2 separate regions of the Homo sapiens genome follow, and region 1 is linked to region 2. Evidence: chromatin contacts called from ENCODE Hi-C or POLR2A ChIA-PET data. All regions are on one chromosome and are shown on one strand. The core of a region is the stretch at or near the end of the contact, and the rest is flanking DNA. Distances in the headings are between cores, read along the strand shown.

Region 1 (5,625 bases), core at 2,914-5,413, 36 kb before region 2:
AAACTTTAATTATACATATATTAGGCTGCCAGTAGTTCTTGAACAAATCATTGGTACTCTGTTCATTTTTTGAAATTATCTTTTCTTTTTTTGATTTTTTAAATGTTTCTCAGATTCACTAATCTTTTCTTCTTCACTGTCTAATCTGAAGTTAATCTCATTTGATGTATTTTTATTCCCACATATTGTACTTTTCATCTCTAATAGGTTGATTTGGTTATTATTTTATCTCTCCATTGTCTCTCCTTAACCTTTTAAATATATGGAATACGGTCTTTAAAACTGCTTTAATTGTCGTCATCTGCAAATTCCAACATTTCTGTCAGTTCAGAGTCTCTCTCAATTGATTAATCTAGCCCTTAATAATGATTCATATTTTCCTGCATCTCTGCATGACTGGTAATTTTCTATTGGATGCCAGATATTGTGAATTTTATCTCTTTGAATAAGAGATTATTTAAATTCCTAAAAATATTATTGATATTTGTTCTAGGATGTGGTTAAGTTGCTTAGAAAAAGTTAATCCTCTCAGATCTTGATTTTCAGATTTGTTAGCTAAGGAGAGAGTTGTACTCAATCTAGGACTAACCAGTCCTCACCACCCAGGCAAGACTTTTCTGAGTACTCTACCCATTGTCTTGTGAATCTGGAGGTTTTCCAGCCTGGCTGCAGGATCCGGGGCACTACTTCCAGCCCTTGTGAGCTCTGGGCACTGTTACCTCTAATCCTTTCAAGTTCATTTCCCCAGCTACCAGCAGACTCCTTATGTGTTTGTAATGATCGGTACTCAGCTGGATACTCAAGGCGGACCCTCTACAGATCTCCAGGCCTCTCTCTGCTCAGCTTTCTCCTGTTTGTTACTCTATCCTGGGAACTTAGATTTATTGGTCTTCCTGGTCTCTCAGCTGCCTCTTTTCAATTTAGGGAATCTGCAGAACTCTACCACAATTCTTCCCTCTGCTGTGGCCCTGAAACTCTCTCAAGACAATAAGCTGAGGCTATCTCAGGGCTCATTGTTTGCCATCTCTCAAAGATACTGTCTTTTTTGACTGATGTAAAGTGTTTTACAAACTAACATTTAGTGTATTTTGTCTCTGTTTGGGTTGTTTCAGGGTAGAATAAATCTTGGTTACTCATCTTGTTCAGAAATGTAAATCCAATGTGTTTTTTTTCCTTTTGCTATTTTTTTTTCTGCCTATGTGTGCTGTGTGAATACAAAAACTTTAGCACTGTTGCAGTCCCATGGTCATGCCCAATATCCTGCCTATGGGAAGGGGAGGAAGCTGAGAGGTTAATTAGAAGGAAGATTTGCTTCAAGTGGTGCCATTGCAGCATCCTGGAGGGTCACATAGGCTTTCTCCTCAGTAATCACCCATCATTCACCTGTTTAGTAGTTCTTCCAAGATGTGAAATGTCAATCTGCCATCTAAGTGACTCCTGCAAAACAAGTGACCCTGCATGAAGCGGTGATCATGAAAACCAATCACAGCAAATGGCCCATCTACACAGACCTGGAATAACAGACTTACAGAGCTCATGTGTGGACTGGAGTTGATGTTTGAAATAGTTTCTAACCAATCTTGCATAAATCTCATTCCTGCTACTTTTCTCCTTGTCAACTTTGTATGAAAGAATGAAGGAAGGAAGCAGAGAAGAAATACAGGAAGAAAGGAAAGAAGATAAGGAAGGAAAGAGGGGAAGGAGGGAGAATGAAGCTGCTGTTATATCCAGAGAGGTAAAGAGGAATGAGAGAGCATTAAACAAATTCGTGGAGAACCTTACCTGGGTCCGATGGCCACCAAGTGGATTAGGAATTATTTTTACCTATATTTGCCTCTTTGCTTACATATAAATAGCAGACCATATATGACTATAGTATACGATGTATAAAACTATTACTGAGATCAACTTGTTATGGTACTTAAAATACCTTATGGATGTAAAAACTCTGAACTTTGAATTCATTGACTCAATATTGCCTACTTGCCCTGTCCATTCTGAAAATTCTAGAATTTAAAATCAGGGCTGGGGGGAAGGTAAAAGTTAAAGAGGCTCTAAAAAATAATTACTTCTTACCACAAGTAGATTGATCACTTGACAAACAATCCCAGGGTAAGAAATGAAAAAACAAAACTTCATACCAAAGTGATTTGTTTCTATCATCCAACATACTTCTCAGCCACTGCCTTTCACAACTGATTGTGATCCTGAATTACAATCAATAAATCCATGTGGTAATTTTGTCTCAAGTAATCACAAAATGTAAACCCATCTGTGCACTCATGTCTGGTATGACGTTTTATTACGGTTTATCAACATCTTCATCTGTGAGTGGTGTGATGCAGGGGTTCTCAACTGAACACTTTTGGTGTGTTGGACAAGATAATCCTGTGTGTGGCAGGGTGATCACATTGTTGGATAATTAGAGATATCCTGGCCTCCACTTTCTTGATGCCAGTGGCACTCCAGCAGTGGGGATTATAAAAAATATCTCCAGTTATTGACCAATGTCTCCTTGGGAGGGGGGAGCAAAACTGCCACAGCTGAGAACCACTGATGTAATGGAACAAACAGGCCTGTGATACCAGAGTATGAGTAAGAATTCTCTCACATGCTTGTTGCAGAAACTTGAGTAGATTACTGATCCTCTTTAACCATTAGTTTCTGTGAAAATTAAATGAGATCAGGTATAAAAAGTGAATAGCAAACTCTGTGTGTGGCTCATCATAGAAACTCAACAATTTGAATTTCCCTTCCCCCATTCTGTATGCATTCATCTAAGACAGTAATGGTAGATTTAGATTATAAACTTGTGGAAGACAGAAAGCATCTAGCATGGTGCCTAAGTGCTTAACAAATACTTTTAGTGATGATATGTACATTTGCTAAAGATAATTCTAATGCCTTCTTGATTCTCAATACTGTATGGAGACATGCCTATTTTCTTATCAATTTAAAGAAGGTTTTCATACAACTCTTTCACTTTCTCTTGCAAAGTTGAAAGGAAGAATTGATATTCAGAGTTCACAAAAATATAGTGTAGCTGTTTGATAACAGTGCTCTGTAAGAAACAGAAAACCAAAAGAAAATTATATAACAAGAGAATGTGCATGGCATGGTTTTAAACATTAACTCCTTCTTTTGAAAGTGTAGTAAGAACGTGTAATTGATATTGTATCCAGCCTGTTCAAAGGGATGCTTTCCAGATACTATGATTTTCCTTTATATTCTGTGCTATCTGTTTTGACTTTATAACCATTATGAATAGCTATTAGTAAGAAAGAAGATGTCTCAGGTATTAAAATGATTGGTAGAAAGTACAATGATTTCTTCTTGCTGAGCATATTTTTACTACGAGTTAATACCAATTCAAATGTGATGCCAATTCTCACAGCTTTAGTTATCATGGAGAAATTTGCAGCCATCTCTGGATATGAGTAAAAAACATTTTTAGTCAGAAATTTCACTCTTAACTGGAGAGCATAATGTGGCAATATTCACTTTGGAGAATTTTAGTAGGTGGCAAAAAATGAGATCTATTTAGATATTAAGAGGAGCACAGGCCTGTATAACGTGGTTAAGAATAATTGGGATCCAATTATTCAAAGCTTCAAAGAGGACTTTGACAAGTGGAATTCCCTAAATTTACATTCGTGGGGTAAAGCTGGTATGGTAAAATGATTCCAGCACCATAGTTTAATTTCCTGCCTGCCTTGGTCCCTCTGGGAGATACTTTTCAGTAAACTGGAGAAATTTATTTCTGCATTTACATGAAAAAAATGAAAGGCAAAACTGAGTACTTCTGAAGGAAGTGCTAAGTTGGAGCCAGGAGAGAGAGAGAGAGAGAAAGAGAGAGAAAGAGACAGAGAGAGAGAGAGAGACTTGGTAAATTCCAGAGACCATTTTCTGTAGCATATAAATTTTTTTGTAAGTGGCTTATAGCAATAAACTTTTATTTTCCCATGCGGTGGCTTTGTAATGTGTTGACTCGGCTAAGCTGAACTACATTTCCCAGAATTCCGTTCCCTGCATGTTCCTGGTTAGGATGGGCATAGGAACAACTTGTGCAAGATCTGGAAGGTGGAAGTGGAGCGGAGCCGTGTTTATCCTTGAAAGGGCCGTGGAGGCTGGACTCTGTTGCGGCTCACACATATTTTCACAGATCTGCTCGCTCACTATACTGACTGGGTCCAAAGCTCCGGTCCCTGGAATTGCTTCCTTCAGCTTTACAAAGCCTGGTCCAGGAGTGAGCGGGGCTCTGCAGCAAGAACACCAGCCTCTCTTCAGAGCAGCCTCGGCCACAAGGGTGGAGGCTTAGAGATGGGATGGAAAGGGGCCAATGTGGCTTTCAGGGACAGACAGATGCACACTCCCGTGGGGTCCTTATGAGTTTCAGTTTTCCCTGCTCTCCCCGACTTCCTGCCCATCTTCGGATCCTGACCAGCTGTCTTGTGACTTCAGGTTCAGCATCCCTCCTAAGAAACAGACAAACAGAACTCCCTTATCAGTGTCCGTAATTGTATAAGATTCGATCCCGATGTTTAAATTGATACATAATAATTATACATATTTATGGGGTCCGTGTGATATTCTGATACCGGCATACAATGTATAAATGATCAAATCTGGGCAACCAGAATATCCATCACCTCAAACATTTATTATTCCTTTTTGTTGAGAACATTACAAATCTTTTCTAGCTATTTTGAAATGTACAATAAATTGTTGATAACTGTAGTCATCCTACTGTGCTATCGAACACGAACTTATTTAATCTCTCTAACTATGTTTGTACCCATTAACCAACCTCTTTTCATGCCCACCTCCCACCCTTCCCAGCCTCAGTAGCCACCATTCTACTTGCTACTTCCATGAGATCAACTTTTTTTTAAATCTCCTACATGTAAGAGAGAACATGTGATATGGTTTATTTCTCTTAATGTATTACTTTTAAAATTCTAAAACATTTTCTCTATTTAGAAGACTCATCAGACTGTAGCAACGTCCAGTTGTACATTTCAACCACTTTCACTATCCGGGCAATTTACCATAGATAAATCAGTTATCCATCAGATTGTTGGTTGTTGAGCTGCTTGGAATGATTAAATTGATTTGAATTATCTAAAAAACATGAATACAAGCAAGTTAGCATATATAAAGAGGAGGAGTAAAGGAGCTACTACTATCATTTATTTATACTAGTTGCTGCCCAGGTAGTCTTCTAAGTACTTTAAATATGCTATCTTATTAAAATTCCCATTCTATATATAAGAAAACTGATATTTGGAAAGATTAAAGCACCCTCCTTACCTCACACAACTGGCATGTGCTTGAGTCAAAAATGAGAAAGAGGTTCTGTCTGATGCCTAGGTTTTTAATGCAGACCATCATAACTATTCATTAAGTCATGTTGGTATAAATAACTTAGTTGGATGGACTCGTGTAGCTACATTTAAAAACTATTGGGGAAATATCAGGATTAATATAGAGGGGTTACAAGTACAGATTTTATTTTATCATTGTTTAAAAAAACTACCATTTAATAAGCATATGTTATTTAATTCTCACAACAATTCCTTGAAGTAGGAATTTACATACCACTTTACAGATGGGGAATCTGAAAAT
Region 2 (6,173 bases), core at 2,459-4,958:
GGACACAGGGAGGGGAACATCACACACCAGGGCCTGTCACGGTAGGGGAGGGATAGCATTAGGAGAAATACCTAATGTAGATGACGGGTTGATGGGTGCAGTAAACCACCATGGCACATGTATACCTATGTAACAAACCTGCATGTTCTGCACACGTATCCCAGAACTTAAAGCATAATTTTAAAAAATTGAAAAAAAAAAAACAAAGAGCGTTGGTAGTGGATGTGTCTCTTTCTTTTCTTTTCCTTTCCTTTCTTTTCTTTTCTCTTTCTTTCTTTTTCTTTCTTTCCTTTCTTTCTTTTCTTTTCTTTCCTTTCTTCCTTTCTGTCTTTTTTTCTGTCTGTCTGTCTATCTCTCTTCCTCCTTAACAAGCATTTGATGCTGCTCCTGGGAGAACTAATGAAATTGCTTTGGGGACTTGAACAACAGCCCTGTATGTGCTGCATAAATTTCTTTTAGCTGCAGGTAAACCAAAAGTTATGTTAAGTGAGAAAGAAAAGGTAACAGCTGCTGAATTCTTTTTGCTAGCCCAAGGAGACTTGATACTGCATGTTACAAGCTGATTGGCAAAATCTTAACCTCCTCTGACCTGTAAAAATAAGAAGCAAAAAATCCTAAGGCTTTTTGCAGGAGTACCATTTCTTTCATAGTTCAAAAAAAATGTTGGGGGGTAATTTCTTTTTTTTTCCCTGCTATTTTCCAGGAGAATGGTCTGGTAGTAAAAGAATAAATTGAAAGGAACTCAGGTAGAAAAGGCCTGAATACTGGAATGTAATTTTACAAGACTCGTTTCCTTTACTCTGTGTTTTTCTCCTTGAAAGAGATAACTCGATTTTATACTTTACTGTCTTATTAACAGAATGCATTTTGGAACCCTGCCACTGCTAACAGTATCAGAAGGATTTAAGGCTGCTGAAATACATTTGAAAATTTAATTCTGCTGACTTCAGCTTGGATCTGGAGTAAAATCTAAACGTAGATTAAGTGTTTAGCACTGTGTATTGCGATTGGTGCTCCTGGTCATAAATACTCATGTCTATTTCTGTTTTAGACAGCTCTCCGTAGGTTTCCTACTCGGTACGGTACACAATGTTTGCTTCCCAAATGAGGTTATTCTCTATAAGGCTACCCCTTATATAACTCTTTTTATAGACTCAAGCCTCTGCTCTGTTGTGCAATTCATTATAAACTCCCTTGTGCGCTTTGTGATAACAAATGCTGGGTTCCTGAGAAGAGCCTTCTAGAGAGGGAAGCCTCTATTTCCTTCCAGACAATGTTTAATCTCATAGCAGCACTGACTAATAAAAGCAAAAGATCAATACAAAGCTGTATTGCTAGGATGAAAATTTACTAACATAGTCATTCATATCACAGGAACATCTGGTTAAAGCTTCAGGGCTCCCTTACTTTCTTAGTTATGATTTTATGGGTCTCTCCAGGCTCCTTTTTAGGATTTTAGCAGGCATTTATAGCAGGCTGGACATTTTAATCTTTTTAATGTGGTTATCTGATCCACACTTGGCTTTCTAACACTGACTGGTCATCTTCTCCACTCCTCGCTTATTGCACTTGAATCAAGTTATGATAAGCTCATACTGTAATAGCCCCTAGTCCTAAACGGGTCTAACTTCATGTAAGTGGCCTCCTGAGCTGCTATTTATGGTCATTTCTGTGAGGCACTGTCTTTAAAACCTTGGCATTTAGTGCCTTCTTCCTATCCCCATGACTTGGAATACATAAAGACTATTATAAATCACATAGCCAGGCCTGCAGGTATACTTTTTGCTAGAAGAGATTTCTGAGGCCTGAGGGGCAGGCCGAGGAGTCCTGGTTTACAGGCCTGAACCAGACGGACATGTATGAGGTTGACAAGATGGCTTGGTGGCCCAGCATGATCCCCACCTATGGTCTTCAATGTGGTGGCTTGGTGCAGAATTTTTGGTGGTTGAATTTGCTTGTTTGTGGTGTGTGAATCAGAATTCAGTCCCTTCTGGAGACCCATTGGTTTGAAAGTGGTAGGTAGACAGAATACTAAAATTCACAAGAGAATTCAAGTAAAATACCTGAGGTAGAGAAAGTAAATGTAAGTATAGTTTTACGTCTAATATTTCAACAAACCTAGCCATTATGATACGCAGGGACAGTAAGGGTACCGGTATTGATGGTACCTACTGTGAGAAAATTTCTCCACATATGTTAGATGTAATTTAATTTTACATTTATCTGAGGTAGATATTATCTGAACTAGGACTTGTTTACTGAACACTTACTGTAAAATAACCCCCGGGCCACATACTTAGTACATTTATATTTCATTGGCTCCTCATAACAATTCAGAGAGGTAGGTACTATTATTATTATTATTATTATTATTTTTGAGATGGAGTCTTGCTCTGTTGCCCCAGCTGGAGTGCAGTGGCGCAATCTCGGCTCACTGCAAGCTCCGCCACCTGGGTTCACACCATTCTCCTGCCTCAGCCTCCCGAGTAGCTGGGACTATAGGCGCCTGCCAGCACACCTGGCTAATTTTTTGCATTTTTAGTAGAGGCGGGGTTTCACCGTGTTGGCCAGGATGGTCTCGATCTCCTGACCTCGTGATCCACCCACCTCGGCCTCCCAAAGTGCTGGGATTACAGGTGTGAGCCACCGCACCTGGCCAGAGGTAGGTACTATTATTATCTTCATTTGGCAAGTTCAGAAACTGCGTCTCAGAGGGATTAAGGAACATTCTTGAGTGAAACAGCCAGCCAAGGGCAGCATGGGAGTCAAGCCTCAGTGTGTCTGACTTCACAGTCTTTGCACATGATAAACAGCGTGACTACAATGACTAGAAAAACACATAAATAGATGTAAGTTATTATTCTAATGTCTTATAAAATTCCTTTGCTATTTTACAGTAAAGCCAAGTCATCTACTTCTGTTGAAACTAAGCGTGTCAGACCCATCTCAGAAGATATGAGTTACCACAGATCTTCAGATAAAAGAAACAACACGTTAATTCACTTAATAACACATTCTTCAGAGGAGGAAATTGAAATACAGTTTTAACTTGATTACTTTGTTCTTTCTTAACTGGGCAAAACCAGACACACAGAGTTCCCCCTCTCTCTCCTTCTTCCAGGATGCCTTGGACAGGCTGTGCACAGACCACCTTCTCCCCCAGTTCCTAAGGGTCAAATAAAATGGAGAGACTATTCACTGCAGATACGGAGGCTTTGTCATGCGTCAGTTCTCAAAATTGGCTGCCTGGCACAGAAGATGATTTAAGTAAAACTGAACTAATTTTCAAAACTGAAACTTAAGCTGTTGAGCAACATGAGCCAAGTGCCATTTGTCTTGGACACCCCAACACTTTCTTGGCTCCTATTAGCAACTCAAATGTTCCCTGGTCACATTAATTAGCTCAATTGTCCTAGACAGGAAGGATGGAGGGAAGGCACAGGGCTCCAGCAGCCCAGGCTGTGGCAAACTTGGACTCTCAGAGACATTTCCCAGCATCGTTCTGAGGACTATTAGGGATCAGAAACACTCTGAGGCTGGTCGCCTACACAGAGCAAAATTGTCCCCATAGGATAACCCAGCAGCCTGCTGTGACATAGACTTTTGAGGACAAAGAGGTACAGAGAAGGCCAGCATGGGCAGAGCTCCTGGACAGAGACTTAAGAATATTTAGTGAAAGGAGAGCACTCCTCTTAGCTCTAAACCTCACACATCCCCCGTCGCTGCCCAGGCATTTGGGTGATGACACATCCCCCTTGGGACACAGCCCAATCTCCCTGACAGCTGTGCCCAGAAGGCCATCAGAGGCAGGCCCTGGCAGCTGACAAGCCTCTGTTCAGCCAGCTCTGGCCTTGAGGTACCTTTCAATGCCAAAGAGAGGAATGCAAGGATCAAATTTCTGAGCACTAGAACTTGACCATGACTTCCAAAAACTGAGTCACAAGAACACACGTATCACACAAAGGACTTTCTTACTATCCAACAAACACATATGTCCCCATTCCTTTTCTGTTGGAAGAAGAAATAGAGAAAAACCAGCCCTGAGTTCCTCCTGGGACTGGAAGTGTGCCTATTTCTTCCCTTTTCTGCAGCCACACTAAGGGATTGTGTCAACATTGTAAAGCCATCCATATTGAAAATGGTTACATGGAAATATTTTTGTAACCTATTATTACTATTAATACTCTGGTTTCTCTTCAGATTGTATAAATCTTTCAGCTCATTATTATTATTATTTGGAGGAAAGGGGAAGCTAGTGGTAAGTAGGAGGCACCGAGTAAATACCTCCAAGAGGGCTATAAGTTTTTGCGTTTAGCAACGGAAGTGATGTCTGAGAGAGTCAGATCCCAGTAATATGCAACAAGCATCATGGAGCTCCAAGTGTGTTTCTTGTAATTTTTGTCATTGCAAGGAAGCTGCAGTATGTCTTGGAGTCAAAAAGTCCTGGGCTCTAATTTTAGCTATAACATTTAACAGTGAGCATGTCTATGGACAAGTAAAGTTTACATTTCCTTAGCCTAAACTGACTCACCAGTAAAATGGGAATGATAAAGCCAACTGCGCAGGCTTGTTTTGCAAAGACTAAATGAGATAATGCAGGTAAATTTGCTAGCACATGTAAATGCTCCCTCAGTGGGGGTTTTCATAATTAATAAGATTAACATGTTGTGTTCACAATGCTGATGCATGTTTGAAGTTCTCATCTTTTGCCTCTTAGGGGGAAGCTCATGCCACAGGACCTCTTCAAGAGCTGGAGACAAAAAGCCCCCTGTTCTGAGAATTGTTGAAAGGTTTCTTTCCCTTTCCCAGATTCTTTGCTCCTCGGTGCCCTGTCAAAACATCTGGCCCCTTTTGTCCTCAGCTTTCCCTGTGCTATTAAAGCCAGTCCTCATCACGAGCCACTTCCTGTGGACCTAAACATTTTTTTTATTATGCACCTTAACACTTCAAGATGATTAGAGCTGAAAGGGTAAGAACAAAAAATGAAGGTTGAGCCTTTCTTTTCCAGCAGCTAATTTGATTCCAACAGCACTTGAAAGAAAGAAAGAAAGAAGCTCAAATGTTATGTTTTCATCTGCTAAGAATGAAGAAAGCATTATTTTTAAAAATTCCCCTCTCTAGCTTGAGATTAAGAGTATAATAAAAGAGGTTAGTGTCTGGCAAAATATTCTCAGTGGACTAATGTGGTCATTCCTTTATCCAGAGTATTCTTCCAGCCAGGTGCAGGCAACATTATTATACAAACTCTGGTTTGTCTTCTTGCTAGGAGAACAGAGGGATTTGTCAGGAATTCAGGGTCCTAGAGCAAAAGTGCATTGCTTCTTTCCCACAGCCAACCCTGGTAGTTCCTCCAAGATAAATTGCTTGAAGTAAAACTCTCAGTAAAGAGTATGTCTGAATGGGGACCCTAAGAAATTTCAGGAGGCTTTTTTTTTTTTTTTTGGTCTACACTGACTATCCTTTGCTGTGGATTAGGCCACTGCTTATTACAAATTCAAATCCTATCTATATATTGTTCATGGTTCCTTTGTGTCATCAGGAAATTAAAGTTTGCAGCTGGTCCCTTCATCTTGGCTAATCATGCGGACATAAAGTCCTTAAAGGCCCTCGGAGTGGCCCCTGCGGGGGCCCCACTCAACACTTCTCTTCAGCTAGACATTGTTTTTCAGCTGTGTTTTCATCCTTTGCCCCGCGGTATTAAGCTCCCGCTGCTTTTAGCCCCAGCATCAGACTGTCATGCGTCATTTTATCATGGCCAGTCCAACACCTACAGGAAACCATGCCCTCATGCCGAGTCCTGCAACCGGCTGGAAGTCCTTCAGAGGGTGGCAGGGCTTTCTCCAGTGTCCTGGGATGGCCGTTGCATCCTGAAGACCCCCATGGGTACCCAGATGGAGCAGAGTGGGTCCCTCACAGCAGTGGCCTTGTTAGGGGTCTCAAGTCACACTTGCTCAGAGTCGAAGGACGTGAATTGTTTGGACCTGTTAGGGAAGGCCTGGGCTATAAACGGGAAGCTGCCAATTTGCCAGCTCCTCGAAAATTGATCTGACGTGTTACAAAATCCTAAGTCTCCTCTCAGGGATCTTTTAATATCCGGCAGAGTTTACACCTGGTTTCTGTGATTCCTTGAATTAATTGAATTCTCATTAGAATACTTCCTGCTTTTCCCTTCC

What was found. Hi-C counts contacts between places; a loop is a spot of excess contacts on that map. ChIA-PET counts read pairs that join two places held with the same protein, here RNA polymerase II (POLR2A). Pooled maps may share reads with other maps.
Region 1: a loop to region 2 is called in a map of gastrocnemius medialis, with 6 times the contacts of the local background. The contact joins two enhancer-like sites. A Hi-C loop is called at or near these places in 3 of 168 maps with a recorded cell type or tissue (aorta, ascending aorta and gastrocnemius medialis) and 7 of 50 pooled maps. POLR2A ChIA-PET finds 5 or more read pairs at or near these places in 2 of 52 experiments (HCT116 and activated naive CD4-positive, alpha-beta T cell).

The regions. Positions count from the first base shown.
Region 1 is chr18:25,502,274-25,507,898 of GRCh38, reverse strand. No RefSeq gene overlaps it. Among named protein-coding and RNA genes, the nearest start is that of ZNF521, 150 kb to the right of the region's middle. Within about 2 kb of position 4,163, at least 5 of the 41 ENCODE cell types and tissues checked have a DNase peak (open chromatin) inside an H3K27ac peak, as active enhancers do.
Region 2 is chr18:25,465,031-25,471,203 of GRCh38, reverse strand. No RefSeq gene overlaps it. Among named protein-coding and RNA genes, the nearest start is that of ZNF521, 120 kb to the right of the region's middle. RefSeq lists an enhancer at 4,315-6,173. Within about 2 kb of position 3,708, at least 8 of the 41 ENCODE cell types and tissues checked have a DNase peak (open chromatin) inside an H3K27ac peak, as active enhancers do.